2 separate regions of the Homo sapiens genome follow, and region 2 is linked to region 1. Evidence: read pairs that join two places in POLR2A ChIA-PET (ENCODE). Cell type or tissue: endothelial cell of umbilical vein. All regions are shown on one strand. Each heading gives the region's core, and the rest is flanking DNA. Links, peaks and the distances in the headings are about the cores only.

The links. ChIA-PET counts read pairs that join two places held together with the same protein. Peaks named below come from ENCODE experiments on the same cell type or tissue, not always from the same donor. Only the 100,000 strongest peaks of a DNase experiment are listed, where the experiment ranks them.
Region 2: POLR2A ChIA-PET joins it to region 1 with 7 read pairs; 4 of 35 experiments call an interaction of 5 or more read pairs at or near these places.

Annotation. Positions count from the first base shown.
Region 1 is chr12:93,009,602-93,020,691 of GRCh38, reverse strand. It overlaps LINC02413 (long intergenic non-protein coding RNA 2413), which reads right to left. Exons shown (of 4, transcript XR_945212.3): 4 at 1,085-1,281. The region is part of intron 3 of LOC643339 (a long non-coding RNA gene); the gene reads left to right. Among named protein-coding and RNA genes, the nearest start is that of LINC02413, 24 kb to the right of the region's middle. In endothelial cell of umbilical vein, for the core only: no CTCF peak of the experiment used is centred there; DNase peaks (open chromatin) are centred at 3,701 and 4,591; H3K27ac peaks cover 2,487 bases.
Region 2 is chr12:93,278,138-93,289,227 of GRCh38, reverse strand. The region is part of intron 2 of LOC643339 (a long non-coding RNA gene); the gene reads left to right. Among named protein-coding and RNA genes, the nearest start is that of NUDT4, 94 kb to the left of the region's middle. In endothelial cell of umbilical vein, for the core only: no CTCF peak of the experiment used is centred there; a DNase peak (open chromatin) is centred at 8,987.

The DNA.
Region 1 (11,090 bases), core at 1,400-9,399:
AGCAATTTCTATGAGTAATATGTTCACATTTCTTATAGATGGAAAGTCAAAACGATCAAAGAAAATGTTTCTTTGAAGTGCCTTAGAGAAATAACTGGCTAGACAGGTCTATTTCAACTCCTCCCTTTTATTTGAAGACATGACTTCATAGTGCATTACAATCTGTGTGAGCACGGGTGGCTTCAAAGGCCTATGCGGGATCAGCGGCCCTTCCCAGTGTAAACACGAATCTACTGTGTCTGATTAGTGCCTTTCACAGCCATCAGTCCCTGCCATTGTTAGGAACGCCAGGCTTAGAGTCAGAATTATAAGCTTTGTTTAATAAAAGATATTTACTCCTCAGTCCTGAGAGTTATCTGCAAGGTGTCCCTGTTCCCTAGTCCCTCCCAGACAGGCCACCCCACATCTTTTGCCTCTCTTTTGTTCTTGAAGTTCCGCAGTCACTCCCTGTGCAGAGGTAGCCTGGGTACTCTGCTGCTAGCTTTCATTTGCCCATATCCAGAGCTGGGCTGTGATAGAGACCCCTGCAGTATGGGAGCCTGGCTGACTGTTGGACTTTGTGGCTGCTGATCCTGCCTTGTTTCTTGGGCTTGGAGCCAGGGCTGACCTTGGACAAAGTACTAAGCAGGCTAACTTTGTTCTCAGACCCGCACATCCCTCTTCACACTTGGGCGACAGCACTGCATTGGACAAATGGGGGACTGACTCTCCCACTACACTTCCTAGCTGTGTGACCTTGAGCAAATGACTTAAAATCTTGACACCTCAGCTTCCTGAGCTCTTAAAGCTGGTACTGGTGCCTAGCTCAAAAGGTGACTGTGAGGGCCAAATAACACAATACATATATGCTTGGCATACTGTAATCCTTCAATCTATTTTAAGTTTTATTGTTAGTTTTATTAGTTTTAGTCTTACTAAGATGCAAATGACTGGCAAGGCGTGGATGTGTTCCTCCTGGGCTGTGGGAAGCCTGGTGTACAGGAGCCTAGTGTTCCTCCCGGAGGAGAGACAGTGACAGCAAGGCACACACACCTCAGCATGGCTCTGCACTGTCTGCTCACCTACATGCATAGAAGAACTCTTCTGGAATAGAAGACCCTTTATTTCTTTGTGAAAACAGCTTGTGCTGCTGAGGCAAATAACAGAAAATAATGAGCTCTGGAAAGTGATGGTTCTTAGGAAATCCTCAGCAATTTGGGATAAACGGGAGAGTGGAACATGAAGCTGGGCAGTGCCCAAGATCGATGCAGTGAATGAGTCCATAAGTCCATCACACACGTTCTGCGGAGAAAGGAAAACATGGTGTATGAAATGTTTTAGTAAGTACTAAACATTTACTAAACAGCTAGCACAAAAACTGCTTATCACGTGAGGCATAAAACTGTAGTAGAAGTTGGAAATGCACAAGTGGTGTGAGACCGTACAGAAAGCATGAATCTTGATGGAACTGAGACATGGGAGAAAGCAAGGGGCCCGGCTGATCATTGCATTTTCACAGGCTGAGGGATTGGTGTAAGATGTCCGATATATTCCTGTCCAAAGTCAAGTGTTGGCTTTACTCTGTTGGTGTGTGTCTGCCTCTCCATTGGCCAATGGCCTGCTTGAAGAGAGGGTTCTGTCTTCATCACTCTTCTCTCTCTTTCAAACTAGCTCTGTGTCTGGCACTTGGTAAGTGTCACCTAGGTGTTTAGTGAGTGAATAATTGAGTGAATCCATCTCAGGAGCCAGGTTCCAAGGTCTAAGCAGGTCTAGCATATAGGAAGCTTGTGCTAAGACAGTCAGCTAGGACCCGTAGGTGTCTGCCTAAGGACAGGATGGGTGGAGGCATAGGTGGGTAGGAAAGAGGCCAGCCTCCTCCAGGGCATTCCAGTTATGAAGTGTGAAGGTCTGCAGGGACTTTGAACTCAGCATTGCAAAAGTTTACCGGTTCCATTGATGAAGATACAGGAAAAGGTAGGCTGAGATCCTGGTAGAGCCACTCAGGAGGTTAAAAAGACCATGGTTTTGAGGGAAGCATGGAGCCAAAATGGTGTCAAACCTCTTAGATCTCAGAAGGAACCCAACCTTGAAGATTAAGTTATCTGTGTCTAGAGAACATCATACCTTGGGCTGGGTGCAGTAACTCACCCCTGTAATCTCAGCACTTTGGGAGGCCAAGGTGAGAGTATGGGTTGAGCCGAGGAGTTTGAGACCAGCCTGGGCAACATATTGAGACCCCAGCTCTACTAAAAAAAAAAAAGTTAGCATGGTGGTACATGCCTGTAGTCTCAGCTATGCAGGAGGCTGAGGTGGGAAGATAGCTTGAGCCCAGGAGCTACAGGCTGCAGTGAGCCATAATCGCACTACTGCTCTCCAGCTTGAGTGACTTTTGGAGATCTTGTCTCCAAAAATTAGTTAGTTAATTAAGTATATAAAACTAAAAAAATAAAATTCTACTTTGTTTGAGGCACCTCAGGATCTTACCCGGATACAATAGCAATCATTTTTTGAGCACTTTTATGCCAGACATTGTGCTAAGTGTTTTGTCTACTTTATCTAATTTAATTTTCATAACAGCTTCAAAGATAAGTACCATGATTCCCATTTTAAAGATGGGAACTGAGGCTTAGTAAAGTTAAGCAACCAATAAATTATAGATCAGAGATGCAAAGCCACACTGCATGACTACAATATCTCATGCCATTGACCACCAAGAAAAACTCCTACCTTTATTTTATTTGTAGGTTAGGGTGTGTGAATATGTGTGTAGACTTAAAATATCTACCCTCGTTTTATGATTCTTCTACAAATGTTGCTTCTAGAACTCCTTGGCTATACCCTTAAATTTCTAGACTAGAGAGACACAGATGGACTTTATGGTGGTACCCAGGATCTCTATCTCCTGAAGTTTCTGCCCTCTTGAGTGTAGGCAGGACCTGTGACTTGCCTGTAACCAGTGGAATATGGCAAAGGTAATGGGGTGTCATTCCCAAGATCATGTTTGTTCATGTAGAACTCTGTTTTCTTAGTAGACCCAGGTAGAGTCTCTCTCTCTCTCTCTCTTTCTCTCTCTGTTGCTGACTTTGAAGAATTGAGTTGCCATGAACCCTACAATGGCAAAGAAATAAATTCAACAACCTGAGGGAGTATGCACAGAGATCTTTACCTGGTCAAGCCTCTGATGAGAACCCAACCTTGACCAACACCTTGATTGCCACCAGGTGAGACCCTAAGGACAGAACCCAGCAGAGCTGTGTTCAGGCTCCTGACTCAAAGAGCATGTGAGATAATAAGCATGTGTTGCTTTAAGCTGTTAAGCGTGTGGTAGTTTGTCACACAGCATAGAAAACAAATACACAGACCATTACCTGAAAAACAAAAACAAAAACAAAAAACCTTGCTGTGTGATGATTGGAGAGACACTGGGTTCAGAGGATGGGGCAAAGCTGCTCTTATTTTTTTCCATTGGTGGAAATTAGTCTATGAGAATCCTCCTCCTTTGTGAGCAACAAGAAGGCCTTTGTTAAAAAAAAAAAAAAAAAAAAAAAAAAGCCTATCTCCCTTTGTTCTCCAGCCAGCCTCTCTCTCTCGGGTGTCCTCTAGAGTCCTAGCTCTCAAGCTCTCAGTGGAGCTGGGCAGTGGGGAATAATGTCATAGTCCCTTCAGGCTGTTATCACAAAATGCCATAGACTGGGTAGATTATAAACACAGAAATTTATTTCTCACAGTTCTGGAGGCTGGGAAGTCCAAAATTAAGGTATTGACAGATTTAGTGTCTGGTGAGGGCCTGCTTCCTCATAGCCAGTCGTTTTCTCACTGTAACCTCACATGCTAGAAGAAGCAGGGGATCTCTCTGAGGCCTGTTATATGGGGCACTAATCCCATGATGAAGGTTCCACCCTCCGGACTTCATCTAACTCTAACGACCTCCCAGAGGCCCCATTCCTAATATCATCACCTTGGGAATTAGAACTCCAACATATGAATTTCAGGGGAATGCATATTCAGTCCATTGCAGAGGGTTCAAGTCCCTTCCATTATGCCCAATGGAGGGGAAATAAAAATGGTATGGCTTCAGGGTGAAGTATCTACAGGATAAACATATCTTTCCATATCCTGATTAATTCTAATCATATATTCTCTGTATTATGATGCCTGATGTTCCTGGGGTTTTTTTTTTGTTTTTTTTTTTTTTTGCCATGTTACCAAAGACTCCCTTCTATTATTTTAGTTGGTATAAAACAGGGTCTAATTAAGTTGTTAGTTCATTACCTCACCTCCGGGAAAGAGGGAAAAGAATAAAATTTCACTGGGCCTCACCTCTTATCAGAAAAAGGTTTTATATCACTGAGAATAGGGAAACTGCAGGTTAAAGGCTAAATTCCTTTGGTTGTAATGTAATACCAAAGCTGTTCTTTTTTTTTAAGGATCAAATAAAGCCTGTACTTAAACAAATTGTGTGTGCAAATACAATCGCTGTCCCTCTTGCTGTGACATGTTTGTGCTGGCTGAAGCTTGAAGTATTCTACCACTGAAGCTCACAGGGGTTTGGGTGGAGAGCTGATCCTGGGCAAAGAGGGCAGGTGACTTATTGATTGCATGAAAATTCCCTCCCTGCAAGCAAAACAATAGCATCACTGCCATTCGTGCCTCAGCTTCATGGTGGGGCGGTAGGAGAATGTGTGTTTTGCCTGCTTTGTTGCAAGGAGGAAAGGGAGGGTTGCTCTGTCCTGGTTGAGGAGGCAAAGGTGGCATTCCTGTATTTTTGTTGGATCCCTTTGCATGAACAACCTCACCTGTCAAAACATGGTGAGAAATAGAAGTAGAACAAAGAAGAGAGAAGCAGGAACCAGTGAGAAGACAGATTGAACTGAGCCAGGACCTTAAAATACAAGCTGTAAAATGTCCGATTGCATTTTATTTTACAGCTGCTTGAACTTACCATTTTTGGCTAACGTGTATGTGTGTATTTATATATTTGTCTATATAACTAACCATGAAATTGTTATGTCTAGGCCAATGGATTTTTTTATTTTTATTTTTTAGAGACAGGGTCTTGTTCTGTCACCCCAACTGGAGTGCAGTGACATGATCATAGCTCACTGTAACCTCCAACTCCGGGACTCAAGCAATTCTCCATCCTCAGCCTCCAGAATAGCTGGGACTATAGCAGTGAGCCACTGCTCCCAGCAACAATGGATATTTTTTAATATTATCGTGTGTGTAGATATAATCATAAATATATAATTTCTGGACAACAAGTATCAAACATATTAATTTGCTTTGTGTAATGCCTTTCACCACCTAACAATAGCTAGTGATTTCCAGCTTTTTAAGACACAGCTTTATAAATGAAGTGCTTAGGCAGTGGAGTGGCTCAGGCCTATAATCCTAGCACTTTGGGAGGTTGAGATAGGCAGATCGCCTGAGGTCAGGAGTTTGAGGCCAGCCTGGCCAACGTAGTGAAACCCAATCTCTACTAAAAATACAAAAAATTAGCTGTGTGGTGGCGCATGCCTGTAATCCCAGCTGCTTGGGAGGCTGAGGCAGGATAATCACTGGAACTGGGGAGCCGGAGGCTGCAGTGAGCCGAGATCATGCCACTGCAATCCAGCCTGGGCAACAGAGCGAGACCCTGTCTCAAAACAAATAAACAAATAAATAAATAAGCAAAGTGCTTTCACATAATTATCTCAGTTAGAGGCCTGAACATCAGCTCACCCTCTTTTTCTCTGAGGACTCTTAGAACTTCCACTCTTGACTTTCAGGCCCAGTCTAACAACGACGTATCCCTCAGAATTTCATGATAACCAAGGGCAGCTCTGTCACTTGGGCTCTGCTCTCCAGTGTGACTCAAAGCCTTCTTCCTATTCCTGGTATTTCTGAGTTCCTGAAACTGCCCTCCTGCCTCTTGTCCTGGGATCATCTCATGCAGCATTTTCTCCAAATATTCCTTTCACCTGTTTGCTCTAACGGACATTGGAAGACTTCTGAGGCCATTTCCTTCCCCACTGCCTCTTCAAGGACAGGATAGTTTTTTGTTTTGTTTTGTTTTTTCTTTCTCATCCCCCTTGCACCCTAAGGCCAAGAAGTAGAAAAAGCATCCCCCTGGCTCCTCACTGTTGACTGCAAAGCATTTCTCTCCCTCCCTCCTGACACTGTCTCCTCTTGCTCCTTTCCCCCCATCTTGGACCAGTCATCTCCTTGACCTCCGCTCATTCCTGCTCATTCAAAAACACTTGAGCCCCTGACCAATGTGCTTTCTCTCCACCCACTCCTGCATCATTCTCTGACCTCAGCTTTCACAGGCTGCCTCTCTACACCCTGATATCTCAGTTCCTTAACTTCTTTACCCCACTCCACCTCATCTCAGCCAGTCACCCCCTTGGCCACTACTGGGCTTTTTATTTACACCACCAGTACCTGCTTTCTTTCTGAAATTTCCAACTACTATCTATTTCTTAGTCTTTGGCTGACTGGCTTTGTAGTTACTTTTTTTTTTTTTTTTTTTTTTGAGATGGAGTCTCGCTCTGTCACCCAGGCTGGAGTGCAGTGGTGCAATCTCGGCTCACTGCAACCTCCGCCTCCCTGGTTCAAGCGATTCTCCTGCCTCAGCCTCCTTAGTAGCTGGGATTACAGGTGCGCACCACCATGCCTGGCTAGTTTTTGTATTTTCAGTAGAGATGGGGTTTTCCCATGTTGGCCAGGCTGGTCTCGAACTCCTGACCTCAGGTGATCCACCCACCTTGGCCTCCCAAAGTGCTGGGATTACAGGCATGAGCCACCAAGCCCAGCCCGTAGCTACATTTATTTTACCTTAAGCATGGACTCTGACACTTAAGAATTATCTGTTAGCCTTCTATCTTTACTTATTATTTATTTTTTGGAGGCAGGGTCTCCCTCTGTTGCCTAGGCTGGAATGTGGTGGCATGATCACAGCTCACTGCAGCCTCTGCCTCGGATCCTCCCACCTCAGCCTCCAGAGTAGCTGGGACCACAGTACTCTGCACCATCACACTAGGCTAATTTTTTGTTTTGTATAGATGGGGTCTCACTTTGATGCCCAGGTTGGTCTTGAACTTCTGGGCTTGAGGGATCCCCCCGACTTGGCCTCCCAAAGTGCTAGGATTACAAGCATGAGCCATTACACCTGGCCCCATCTTCATTTTCTTCCCATCTGGTTTAGAGTTCATTTCCATTGATATCACTTCCTTAAAATTATTCTTGGCTCATTAGATATTCATAGACAAAAATAAATCTTCATCTAAATCTCATACCTTATACAAAAATTAACTGATTATGAATTATAGAGGTAAATGTAAAATGCAAAACTATGAAGCTTTTGGAAGATAACATAGAAGAGTCTTTGGGACCTTGGGCTTGGTAAAGTGTTCTTGAATGTGATACCAAAAGCACAAACCGTTAGAAAAATAATAAATTGGACTTTATCAAAAATTTAAAAGTTTTACTCTGCAAAAGACCCTGTTGAAGATAAAAAGACAAGCTAAAGACTGGGAGAAATATTTGCAAATCACACATCTGACAAAGGACTAGTATCTGGAATATATAAAGAACTCTGAACCTCAACATTAAAAAGAATCTAGTTGAAAGTTGGCAAAAGACATCCAGAGAGTTCACCAGAGAGGATACAAAGATGGCAAACAAGCATTTGAAGATATGTTCAATATCACTAGCCATTAAGGGAAATGCAAATTAAGACCATTACTATACACATATTAGAACAGTTGAAATGAAAACTAATGACAACATATTGATATAAATAAATTGTCAAATAAATAAATAGATGGAGGAGAATAGACAAATCTTCCATGTAAATGAATTTCAAACAATTTATGAGGGTACTGTACCCTGAAGGAGGTGGAACATAGCTTCCCATTCTTTAAGTGACTTCCTTCTGAAGAGTAGTGTGGAAAGAGGGAAAAGTAACTTCACAATGAAGAAATGTGACAAACACTATTTCAACCAGTTGAGCAAGGTTGATATCAATAGTGATGTTCTATTGATACTATGTAACCTTGATAGAATATGATGAGAATTCTATCAAGAATTCTTTTTTATTTTTTATTTCTTTTTGAGATGGAGTCTCGCTCTGTCGCCCAGGCTGGAGTACAGTGGAGCGATCTCCGCTCATTGCAACCTCCGCCTCCCAGGTTCATGCCATTCCCCTGTCTCAGCCTCCTGAGTAGCTGGGACTACAGGCTCCCACCACTGCATCTGGCTAATTTTTTGTATTTTTAGTAGAGACGGTGTTTCACTGTGTTTGCCAGGATGGTCTCAATCTCCTGACCTCGTGATCCACCCGCCTCGGCCTCCCAAATTCTATCAAGAATTCTTGACTGCACTTTATCTGTGTGGTCTTCCTCCCCACAACCCCCATCTGAACATGAGAAAAACATTAGAAAACATTATGAAATCAAGTACAGTTAACTCTTAAACAATATGGGTTTGAACTGTGTGAGTCTACTTAAACTCAGATTTTCTTCCACCTCTGCTGCCCCTGAAACAGCAAGACCAACCCCTTCTCTTCCTCCTCTTCTTCATCCTATTCAATGTGAAGATGATGAGGATGAGACCTTTGTGATTATCCACTTAATGAGTAGTAAATATATTTTCTCATCCTTATGATTTTCTTAATAACATTTTCTTTTCTCTAGCTTACTTTATTTGTAAGAATACAATATATAATACATATACAAAATATGTGTTAATTGACTATTTATGTTAACAGTAAGGCTTCTGGTTAACAGCAGGCTATCAATAATTAAGTTTTGGTGGGGAGTCAAAAGTTATACTTGGATTTTCAACTCCTGGAAGGGTCAACACCCCTAACTTCCACATTGTTCAAGAGTCAACTGTCTATGTTAAATAGAGACTTGAACACAACTTTTCTGTCCCTAGAACCAGTGCTTTTTGTACTGTGTTTAACTTACCAGTGGGAAGGTGCTTTTTGATGGCTGTGGATTCAACCCATAGCCACGCAGAGTCTCAGGCTCCTCTGGATTACACAAAATTCAGGAATTCAAAGACTAAAGGACCCATTTCAATGGTTCCCAAATGCCGGGAAGGGCCAGAGTTTTTACTGGCCCACAGAACACCTATTGTAAAAATTCCCAGCTTCTCTCTGTAAGGCAAGGAGACCATATGGTTCTGCCCTGAAAGTGAGGGGCAATAACTGAGGAGAGTCCTGAGCTTACTTCCTGCGGAGTCCCAGCCACCCACCTGGCCTGGCTCAACCGGCCTTTCTACCTGCCCATTGTAAGCAAGGTAAAAGGAAGGACTTGAGAATGTGGGAGCTACTGTTCCTGAGCATATTGATTTGCCTAGACTATGTCAGAATAATTGAAACGGCATTAGGCCGGGCATGGTGGCTCATGCTTGTAATCCCAGCATATTTGGGAGGCCGAGGTGGATGAGTCACCCAAGCTAAAGAGGTTGACACCAGCCTGACCAACATAGCGGAACCCCGCCTCTACTAAAAATACAAAAAATTAGCTGGGCATGGTGGCGGGCACCTGTAATCCACCTACTCTGGAGGCTGAGGCAGGAGAATCGCTTGAACCCAGGAGGCAGAGTTTGCAGTGAGTCCAAATCGTACCATCACTCCAGACTGGGCAACAAGAGTGAAACTCCATCTCAAAAACAAAAAACAAAACACTATTAAGACTATTGTTTTTATTTTTGCTCATATCTGTAAAACAGAATTTTTCATGATGGCACTGATAAAAATATAACACCAAAACAAATGACACCTTAGAGCCCTTCATCATGGGTGCTATCAAATACCAGAGTATGAAATACATATAGTGCTATCAAATTAAAAAAAAATTGTACCAAGGGAACATAATATTTGTTGTAGTATAAAATAAATTTTAATGTTATAAATGTTTCTAAATGTATATAAAACTATAAGTATATCCTTTAAAATTATCTACGGTTAACAAATTGTATTTCTTGGGAAGAGCTCTTTTGTATTCTGACATTATGAACTTCCTACATTTTTGGTGTGGAAATATCCTTTCCTGTCTGAAATGATGGCAATGGTAGCTTTTTGTTATTGTTGTTATTGGCAAAATTAACAGTTTGGCAACTCTATGTTAGCTCTTTCTACTGCCTTGGGAAATTTTGCTGTCCTGAAAACTTAAAGTCTGAAAACTACTAACCTAGGAACGCTATTATTCTAAAATATAGGAGAATTAAATAAATGATTTTTAAAAATCCTATATGAATTAAAAACTCATTTGGCTGGGGGAAGGCTGGGAAAAAAAAAGAACTCAGAAACTTTGGCTGGTTTCATTAGTTTGTGTTTCACATAATCCACTGTGTAAAATTTCACTTTCTCCTACCACTTCTTTACTAGGTTATTTTATAAACACCAAATCTGAAAAGAACTGAAATTGTAGAAACTGGAATATATTATAGTTCCGTAGTATCATATATCACAACTCTTTAGAACATGTATTTTTCACTGAATGATACACTATAAAGGTTTGCTTTCATTTGTTGTCTGTGTGTTTGCTTTGATATTTTTGCTTTTGATGTCACATGAGTACGATGCATTAGTGAAATTTGCAAAATGTGCTCTGTAATAGTTGGGGTAGCTTCTTATGTTTGTATCAAAGAAACTAAGTTGATGAGAAATATGGAAATGTGCTTCTGAGTTTAGTAATTTTTTCCCTTACATTGTATAATGTAAGCAATAGACCCATTCCATTAAAGTGTGAAAATAATTTCCTCATGAATTCTGTATCAATGTGGGAAATTTTAGCATGTATGGTTTTACTATGCCTAGCTGCTCAAAGGCTGTCTAAGGAGGTAAAAATAGGCACTGGTTGGATTTTCCCTTCATTTCAGTCCATGCACCAATTCAAATGAATCTAATTTTGCCTGATTAGAAAGCAGATCCCCATCCCTTTACTCCATTCCATGCCATCTCCATTTCAATGAGCTGCGGAAGGGAAACACCATTTCTCTGACACTGACAGTTTCAGAATGAGACCATTTGCAGAGGCTGAGTGTTTCGCCCATAGCAGGTAGTTTTACATCAATTTGCATTAATAGCAAAATTGGAAGAAGTAGCTTGTTAGTATTTT
Region 2 (11,090 bases), core at 1,984-9,983, 270 kb before region 1:
AATTATGTGTTTTAAAGTTAACTTTTTTTCCTTTATGATTCTACCTCACCTGTATTATTTAGAATCTTTCCTCTCTATTCCTGGCACACTCCTGGAATTGTTTCTCCACTGTTAGCTGTATGAAAAGCCGTGTGTTTATAGGCACTGGGTATTTTGAATCCTGTGATAGCTTTGCCCAAATCTTAAGGATATTTACACACAGTACTTTTATTGCTAATATTTAAGAAAAATGAAAAGTTAAACCTGTCAGGGAAGGCAAGATTTATAAGACTATTTACAATCCTGGGAATCATATTCACTGCTGCTTGGAACTCAGAAGGGTGTAAGATCTGGGGAAACACTTTTATTATTTCCATGCTCCAAGAGCCAAGGAGAGGAATGAGATTTTTTAGCTTATAGCTGATGCCTAAGATGGTTTATATGTAGAATGACAAGCCAGCCACAAAAGTAAATTGTCTCCAGGGGAATTATTGTCCTGGGCTCTTTAAAGTGCAAACTATTTTTTAGGGAAACTAGGATTAGGACTTGAAAACAGATTGGAAACCAACTTCCAATTTTGTTGGCCAGATATGTGGGAGCTTTCTGTGGATGATGCAAAATGACTTTTAGAGCATTAGTATTATGGAAGTAGACTAGAAGCCTGCTTTTTCAATAGTGATTTTTTTTCTTTTTCTTCATCAGTTAATTGATTGCTCGTCTATAAACATTACCAGCTATTCAGCTTGTTTCTGTCTTGGTATCTACACGATATTATTCTTTTTCATAGCTGTTTTATGCTTTGCTAGGATAAGATTTAAGTGAATTATTTTGACATTAATGAGGCATTTCTGTGGAATACTAATCTCACTATATACACGAGAGTCATTTGAATTTTTCTGGCATTTTTGGGTGGATTCTTAGAAAGTTTCTAACAGATCAGAATTAAATAATTATGGCTTTGGTATAGACTTGGGTAGTTAGAAATTCACTGTTAAAAACCACTAATGAGAACAAAAAATTCAGTAAGGAACCATATTCTAAGGACCATGGCTTGGAAGAGCAGCCAGTGGTTGCAGATGAGGAAGCTCATTTCTCTTTTCCTGCTAATTGCTTTCAATTTTATTTTATTTTATTTCATTTTTTGAGATGAAGTTTTGCTCTTGTTGTTCAGGCTGGAGTGTAATGGTGTGGTCTCGGCTCACTGCAACCTCCAATTCCTGGGTTCAAGTGATTTTCCTGCCTCAGCCTCCCAAGTAGCTGGGATTACAGGCACCTGCCATCACGCCCAGCTCATTTTTGTATTTTTAGTAGAGATGGGGTTTCACCATGTTGGTCAGGCTGGTCTCGAACTCCTGATCTCAGGTGATCCACCCACCTTAGCCTCCCAAAGTGCTGGGATTACAGGCATGAGCCACTACCTCAATTTTAAAATTTGAAAATGCAAACAGTATGTCTACCTCCCTTCTAAAGACGCTGGCAATACTTCGGTGTGCAGGATAATAGAGGATTATGTTTTACACCTAAACAAAGCAAGAGAAACTCCCCCTTTACCCTTTGGCAAGCACTACAAATGTTTCCTTCTTTTACTGTCAGTATTCCAGCCCCTAGAATTCAAAGCAAACAGGGGTTTGAGAATGAGAGCCAGGTATGGTGAATCAGGCTATGGTTTCAAACTTTCCATGTGCTCCAGACCTTTATAAAGGCTTTGATTATTTATTTTTAAATATCACAAAAAAACTGTTATCACAGATTCATGATAAAAGAATGGAAAATCTACAATTAGCAATTTGAATATTTCATACACACACACACACACACACAAGTGTGCGTTGTAAGAGTATTTACTGGGGAGAGGAAAGGGTGTGTGCTTAGGATCTGGGTTTGAGTCTTCATGACATCACTCCTTAGTTATGTTATCTTGGGGAAGTTCCTTGATCTTTCTGAACCTTGATTCTCATGTGTTAAATATTCCTACCCCAATTTTTTTTTTTTTCTTAAGGCAAGGTCTTGCTCTGTCACCTAGGCTGGGGTACAATGGTGCCATCACGGCTCATTGCAGCCTCAAACTCCTGGGTACGAGCAATCCTCCTGCCTCAGCCTTGTGAGTAGCTGGGACTACAGGTGCACACCACCATGCCCGGCAATTTTTTTATTTTTATTTTTAAAATTTTTGTAGAGATGGGGTCTTGCTCTGTTCATAAGGCTGGCCTTGAATTCCTGGTCTCAGGTGATCCTCCTGCCTTACAGGCATGAGCCACCATGCCTGGCCGTACTGCATTTTTTTTTTTTTTTTTTTTTTTTGAGACGGAGTCTCACTTTGTCTCCCAGGCTGGAGTGCAGTGGCGCGATCTCTGCTCACTGCAAGCTCCGCCTCCCGGGTTCACGCCATTCTCCTGCCTCAGCCTCCGGAGTAGCTGGGACTACAGGCGCCCGCCACCACACCCGGCTAATTTTTTGTATTTTTAGTAGAGACAGGGTTTCACCACGTTAGCCAGGATGGTCTCCATCTCCTGACCTCGTGATCCGTCTGCCTCGGCCTCCCAAAGTACTGGGATGACAAGTGTGAGCCAAAGCGCCCGGCCCGTACTGCATATTTTTAAAAAGTAGAATTTAGATTAACTAATGAATATAAAAAGCCAGAAGAGTGCCATGTTCGTGCATAAATTATGTATTGTATAAATTATATATTGAAACAGTGTTTGATTGTTTTGTGGTCTGTTTGTAGAATGAATGAAAGAAGGAGCGTCTTGTGTTAAGAGGTTGGTAGCTCTGACTAGAATCATAGACAACCTGTTTAAAGCCTTAGATTTCTGCCAACTAGTCCTAAAAATGAAAGCACAATGAATAAGAGATAGATCATGTGTTGATCTTTCTGGTCAATGTGGAAACACAAGTTTTAAAAATGAGATATATTTTACATACAGGAAAATGCACCAATTTTAAGTGAATTTGTCAACGAATTTGGACAAATGATTACACTCATGTGATTGTCACCCAAGTCAAGATATGTATAGAACATTTCCCTCACCTTGACAGTTCCTTCGTGTCCCTTGGTGGTCAATACCTGCCTTTTGCAGAGGCAACCATTGTTCTGATTTCTGTCACTAGTTATGCCTGTTGCTAAACTTTATACACATGGGATAATATAGAATATACTCTTTTGTTTCTGGGTTCTTTCAACCAAGCTGATGATTTTGAGATGTATCCATAATGTTCTGCGTATCAGTAGTTTGTTCCTTTTTATTGCTGAGTGTTTGTTATCTCATCGTATGAACATATCACACTTTTTAATCCACTCTCTCGTTGCTGGACACTTGGATCTATTACGAATAGATCTGCTATAAACACTCTTGTCCAAGTCTTTTCTTTGACTTAATTTCATTTTTCTAACTACACACCACTTTGCTCTGGCTGCTCCACATCTTCACCAACACTTGATATTGTTAGTTTTTTTTTGAGACGGAGTCTCTCTTTGTCCCCCAGGCTGGAGTGCAGTGGTGCGATCTTGGCTCACTGCAGCCTCCGCCCCCCAGGTTCAAGGGATTCTCCTGGTTCAGCCTCCTGAGTAGCTGGGATTACAGGTGTGTGCCACCATGCCTGGCTAATTTTTGTATTCTTATATTTATTTATTTATTTATTTATTTATTTATTTATTTATTTTTTGAGACGGAGTCTTGCTCTGTCGCCCAGGCTGGAGTGCAATGGCACAATCTTGGCTCACTGCAACCTCCTGGGTTTAAGTGCCTCAGCCTCCTGAGTAGCTGGGATTATAGGCATGTGCCACCATGCCCGGCTACTTTTTGTATTTTTAGTATGCACAGGGTTTTACCATGTTGGCCAGGCTGGTCTCGAACTCCTGACCCCAGGTGATTTGCCCGCCGCCTCGGCCTCCCAAGGTGCTGGGATTATAGGCGTAAGCCACCACGCCTGGCTGATATTGTTAGTTTTTAAAATTTTAGTTACTCTGGAAACAAAAATCTTTACCACCTGATTAAGCCCAAGTGATTTGCAGCAGTTATTCTTTACTATCTTTTTTTTTTTTTTTTTTTTTTAAGACGGAGTTTCGCTCTTTCCACCCAGGCTGGAGTGCAATGGCACGATCTTGGCTCACTGCAACCTCCACCTCCCGGGTTCAAGCAATTCTCCTGCCTCAGCCTCCTGAGTAGCTGGGATTACAGGCATACACCACCATGCCCGAATAATTTTTGTATTTTTTTTAGTAGAGACGGGGTTTCACCATGCTGGCTAGGCTGGTCTTGTACTCCTGACCTCAGGTAATCTACCTGCCTCAGCCTCCCAAAGTTCTGGGATTACAGGCGTGAGCCACCGCACCTGGCCTTCTTTAATATCTTGATTATTGTTAACTTTACAGTAAGACTTGAAATCAGAGCCAGGTGTGGTTGTGTGTGCCTGTAGTCCTAGCTACACAGGAGGCTGAGGCAGGAAGATCGCCTGAGCTCAGGAGCCCAGGTGCAGTGAGCTACGATCATGCCACTCACTCCAGCCTGGGCGATAGAACGAGATCCTGTCTCTAAAAAAAATTAAAAAGAAAAAAAAGGCCGGGCGCAGTGGCTCATGCTTGTAATCCCAGCACTTTGGCAGGCCGAGGCGGGCAGATCAAGAGGTCAGGAGATCGAGACCATCCTGGCTAACACGGTGAAACCCCGTCTGTACTAAAAACACACAAAAAATTAGCCGGGCGTGGTGGCGGGCGCCTGTAGTCCCAGCTACTCAGGAGGCTGAGGCAGGAGAATGGCGTGAACCCGGGAGCGGCGGAGCTTGCAGTGAGCCTAGATGGCGCCACTGCACTCCAGCCTGAGCGACAGAGCAAGACTCCGTCTCAAAAAAAAAAAAAAAAAAAAAACAAACAAAACCTTGAAATCAGGTAGTGTGAGGCAGCTAACATTCTTTTCCAAAATTGTTTTGGCTATCCTACTTCCTTTGCTTTTTCTTATATACTTTAGAATCAGCTTGTCAATTTCTGCAAAAATGTCTGGTGGAATTTTGAGTGTGATTGCATTGAATCTATAGATCAATTTAGGGAGAACTGATATTTTAACATATTGTGACTTCCAATCCATGAACACAGTGTATCCCTCCATTTGTTTAGATATTTTTTCCCCTACCATGCAAGAAATGTCAACTGCAGTTGAGCAGAAAAATACCCTGCTTGAAGTCTGCAAAGTCGAAATGATCTCTGATTCTGCAAAGTTTAGGACAAAATCCAATGATTCAACTTAATTTAATTTCTTTAAGGTCAACTTAATTTCTTCAGGTATTTATCATCAGTATATTTAAACACTCATTTGTAGAAAGGTCCTGATGGTGTGACACTTCCTAGGGTCTTAAAATGACCTTTTTCTATATCTTATCTTAAGAATTGAGGCCTGGAAAGGTTGTTTGTCTTATTTGTTTATAAATGATTCCACCAGTTACTAATGAGACAATCCTTGGAAACACATATTTGTTTCCACAAGAAACTTGACCTTTCAGTTTAAAAATACCATCTTAACTTCATCAAATTATAGCTGTGTACTAACTTGTTTTTATTTTATTGTAATCTGTAAAATTTACACTTATTGCCTAAACATTGATTTTCAGTCTAAGAGGGTCATTAGTCACAAATGTAAGATGTATTCTCAGTCTTCTTAAACACAATTCTAGTATGTTCTAGTTATTCAAAAAACCTTAAATAAAATAGAAACAAGAACAGTTGCCACAAAAAAGCAGCTTTTACCACTAAAAGTTGTCTTTTTGGATAAAAAAAGGATTGGCAGATTTTTGATAATTGGAGAAATGGAATTGTGGTTTGAATTGTTTCTTTTTCTGCTTTTATAGAAGAAACTGAAAATTTCCATAAAAGTTTATGTATCTGTGTTTTTTTTTTTTTTTTTTTTTGAGACAGAGTCTCACTCTGTTGCCCAGGCTGGAGTGCTATGGTATGATCTCAGCTCACTGCAACCTCCGCCTCCTGGGTTCAAGCGATTCTCCTGCCTCAGCCTCTCGAGTAGCTGAGATTACAGGCACGCACCACCACGTCCAGCTAATTTTTGTATTTTCAGTAGATACAGTGTTTCTTCATGTTGGCCAGGCTGGTTCGAACTCTTGACCTCAGGTGATCCACCCACCTCAGCCTCCCAAAATGTTGGGATTACAGGTGTGAGCCACCGCGCCTGGCCATATCTGTGTGTTTTTAAGGAACTTTCTAGTTAAGAGCTTTCTTCCTTCTATGAATTCAACTTTAGGAGGAGATACTTTTAATTGAAGTTTCAAAGACATATTTTTCTTATTTTTGAGATGGAGTCTCGCTCTGCTGCCCAGGCTGGAGTGCAATGGTTCAATCTCGGCCCACTGCAACCTCTGCCTTCCAGGTTCAAGTGATTCTTCCACCTTAGCCTGCCAAGTAGCTGAGACTACAGGTGCCCGCCACCACACCCAGCTAATTTTTGTATTTTTAGTAGAGATGGGGTTTTGCCATGTTCACCAGGCCGGTCTCAAACTCCTGACCTCAAGTGATCCGCCTGTCTCAGACTCCTAAAGTGCTGAGATTACAGGTGGGAGCCACCACACCTGGCCTCAAGGACATCTTTTTCTTTTCTTTACTTTTTTGAGATGGAATCTCGCTCTTTTGCCCAGGTTGGACTGCAATGGCATGATCTCAGCTCACTGCAACCTCCACCTCCCTGGTTCAAGCGATTCTCCTGCCTCAGCCTCCCAAGTGGCTGTGATTACAGGCGTGTGCCACCACACACGGCTAATTTTGTATTTTTAGTAGAGATGGGGTTTTGCCATGTTGGTGAGGCTGATCTCAAACTCCTGACCTCAGGTGATCCGCCTGTCTCGCCCTTCCAAAGTGCTGGGATTACAGGAATGAGCCACCACGCCCGGCCTCAAGGACATATTTTTCTTAATCTGAGTCTAGTACAATTAAGTATAAAGTATAAGAACTTTAAAAAATCTTTTTAAATTCAGAGTAGCAGTTTGCAAACTATTTCTGTAAAGGGCCAGATAATAAACATATTGGGCTTTGGGAGCCACATGGTCTCTGTTATGACTACTCATGGTAGAGACCATACACCAAAGCCAGCCTCAGAGGACACATAAACGAGTAGGTATGGTTCTGCTCCAATGAAACTTTTTGACTAACACAGACAAGGGGTCAGAGTTGACTTCTCTGATTTATAGGGTTTTGGGGGAATGAGCTATTATAAAGACTTTGGTAAAAGAAAACCATTCACCATTTACAGGAGGGCTCTCTCATGTCTTTTCTGGAAGCCTCAAAGTTAAACTCATCTTGAACCCAGGGTTAGTTGTCCATGTAGCTCCAGCTGTGCCACAAATTATCTGAGTGAGTTGGGAGAATTTGCTTGATACTTTATGCTTCTATTTCTTAATTTGTTTGTTCTTTTTCTTTAACTTTCTTTTAAATATTAAAAAACAATTTCTTATTTCTTATTGGGCAGCCTCTTGAGCCAGAGTAGGCTCAGAGACTCCCAATTTCTTAATTTACAACAGGAGGATGATGATAGATTTGCCTCAAATGGCTGTTGTGAGGATTAAATGGGTCAACGTGAATAAAGCACTTAGAATGCTGCCTGCCATGTAAGTTTTATGGAAGTGTTAGCTGATATTATTAGTAATCCATAATGAAAATAGAAATTAATCAGACTTTAATTTCAAACATCTTTTATAAATTGAACAAAGGTTGGTGCTATCTTTGGGAGGCTGAGGCAAGCAGATCACTTGAGGTCAGGAGTTGGAGACCAGCCTGGCCAACATGGTGAAACCCCATCTCTAGTTAAAAAAATACAAAAATTAGCAGGGCCTGGTGGTAGGCAGCTGCAATCCCAGCTACTTGGGAGGCTGACACAGGAGAATTTCTTGAGCCCAGGAGGTGGAGGCTACAGTGAGCTGAGATCGCACCACTGCACTCCAACCTGGGTGACAGAGTGAGACTCTGTCTCAAAAAAAAAAAAAAAAAACCCCCAAAAAACCCCCAAAATAGGTTGGTGTTATGATTTGAATGTTTATGTTCTCCCAAATTCATATGTTAAAACCTAATCACCAATGTGAAGTATAAGAAGGTGGGGTTTGGGGAGGTGATTAGGTTTTGAGGACAGAGCCGTAGCGAATGGGATTAGCGCCCTTATGAAAGAGGCCCCAGAAAGCTCCCTCACCCCTTCTTCCCTGTAGGGTTATAGCAAAAAGGAAGCAGTTTATGAACTAGGAAGCAGGCCCTCACTAGACACCAAATCTGCCAGTACCTTGATCTTGGACTTGACAGCCTCAAGAACTGGGGGAAATAAATTTCTGTTGTTTATTAACCACTCCTCTTATGGAATTTTATTATAGAAGTTCAAATAGACTAAGACAGTTGGAAAAATCATTTTTAGAATTAATATGTGGGAATGTAAAAGTAAATTGATCCAGCAACTCAGGCCATGCTTCTCTGTGGCAGCAATTGACTGATTAACAACTGCCTGCATCCATAGAGCATTTGTGTTCCAGCTCCTACACCCCCACCTAGCACAGTTTCTCGTTTATCTAATCTGCCTGACTTCTGTAGGCATTTGGGTTTCTGACCCTCAATCTAGAGAGACATACATTAAATCTCATTGGTATTTAATAGGCCAGGCTGGATTAGGAACCATAGTGGACCTAGCGTGGAGAAGAATATGATGTCTTCCAATCCCTACCTTCACCTGGCTTCTGTGTATTAAAACTAAAAACAATATTAAACTATACAAAAGTTCAGGCCAGTCCAACATAGTTCAGATTTTTTTCCCTCAATGTGATTTTCTGAGTGTTTTTTGGGAAGTAGGGAATTCTTTCTGTAGTCATTTTTTGGGTGCTGCTTTGTTGATATCTAACTATGGACTCAGTCTGTCTCTGGGGGCATCCTGGACACTTCCCTCCCTCCAACTTGCAGCATTTCTTTTCGCCTGGATTTCCTTGTACTCTTGCTCTGCATCCTGTCTGGAGTGTAATCTGAGCCCCAGCCTGTGTGACTGCAGCTGGGATACTCTGTTGCTTTCAACTCCCTCTCTTCCCAGGTCATAGGACCTGTTCTCCCTACCCATCTGCAGGACTAGATGCCAGACTTACGGCTGCAAAAATAATTACAAGTCCCTTGGGCAGTTGGGGCCAGGGCTCTGATATATTAGCACAAGAGCTGAGCTAGATGGTTGTGCAGGTGAAAGCCTGCAGTGACTGATTATGAGAGTGTCCCAAGAAGGCTTTGAATTTGATCATGCCCAAGGCTAGAGTCTTTGCACCTGTTAGGGATGATTCCCATTCTCCAGATAAGGACACTGATGATCTCTCAGTAAGTGGTAGAGTCTGCCTTTGAACCCAGGTCTGTGTGGTTGGTTTTGATGCTTTGTTGGGGGATGGAACATGGGCAATCACTCTTGCCTGTGAAGACAGAATAGATCACAGAGAAGACTGCATACTTGCTCAGCAGACTGTCCTTGCTAGCTTTGTCAGAACAATGGTATTAGTAACATGAGTCCTTTGGACTGTGATCAGGAAGAAGACATTTAAGGGTAACAGGTAAGACCTCTGAGTTCTTCTTTATTGCTCTTTCCTCTGACTTCTACTTGAGAAGTGTCCTCAGATTAGATTTCCTTTTCATTTTGTTTTCAACCTAGATTCTTGCAGAGAGAAGCAAACATAAGCAATCCTCTTGTTCTTGTTTCAACATGAAATGACAGTCATCAAACTGTAGGCTCTAGAGGAGCAGATTCCAAATCTGAAAGTTGTTAGCATGTTAGTCTGTTTGGGTAACTTAATTTACCTGGAGGAATCCTCCTGAAGTTTTCTTGAGCTGATTTTCCCATCATGATGAACACAGGGCCTTAAATGAAGACTTTTTGAGCAGAGGAGGAAAAACAAGAAAGGCATACAAGTGTGTGTGGGTGGCCCTATCCTAGGCTCACATTGTAGAACCTCCTGTGCATGGGGTTGTCCTTTACCTCTGTGCATTCTCTATGGAATGTAAGCTTCTCAAAGTCAGGGACTGCTGTCAGGGACTACTGTCTTCTTAATCTTTGCATCCTCCTCGCCTAGCACAGTGCCTGGCATACAGCAGGTGGCCAGGGATATTATGGACAAATGAATGCATGCATGGAAGGTAAAGAAGCATAGAGGGATGAGAAGCAGAAGGAAAGGTCTATGGCCAGAAGCATTTTGGGGGCATCTAGGGAGGCAGTGCTAGTGAATAGTGGGCCATGGAGTCAGACTGCTCAAGATGACTTCCTGGCCCCACCTCCCCTTACTGCATAACCTTGGACAAAGTACTAGACCTCTCCAGGCTCCATTTAAAAAATGCCTGTAAAGGCCAGGTGTGGTGGCTCACTCCTGTAATCCCAGCACTTTGGGAGGCCAAGGTGGGCAGATCATGAGGTCAAGAGATCGAGACCATCCTGGCTAACATGGTGAAACACCATCTCTACTAAAAATACAAAAATTAGCTGGGCATGGTGGTGCGCACCTGTAGTCCCAGCTACTCGGGAGGTTGAGGCAGGAGAATCGTTTGAACCCGGGAGGCAGAGGTTGCGGTGAGTGGAGATTGAGTCACTGCAGTCCAGCCTGGCAACAGAGTGAGACTCAGTCTCAAAAAAAAAAAAAAAAAAAAAAGCCTGTAAAATGCTGAGAAGATGGATTGTGATGGTCTTCATCTTACAGGACTGTTATGAGATATTTATTGGGTTACATGAGGTATTTATTGTGTCCTGGCTTGGGTAGGGCATCATATGCATAGAAGGCAATCTAGATTTTTGAGTATAAATGTGTAAGTTGAATGGAGTCAGAGATCTTAGAAGACTTTGATAGATGGCATGGAGGCTAGAAAAGTCCAAGACAGGCTGGGCGCAGAGCCTCATGCCTGTAATCCCAGCATTTTGGGAGGTTGAGGCAGGTGGATCACCTGAGGTCAGGAGTTCAAGACCAGCTTGGCCAGCAGGGTGAAACCCCACCTCTACTAAAAATACAAAATATTAGCCGGGCGTGGTGGGAAGCACCTGTAATCCCAGCTACTCAGGAGGCTGGGGCAGGAAAATTGTTTGAACCCAGGAGACAGAGGTTGCAGTGAGCTGAGACTGCGTCATCAT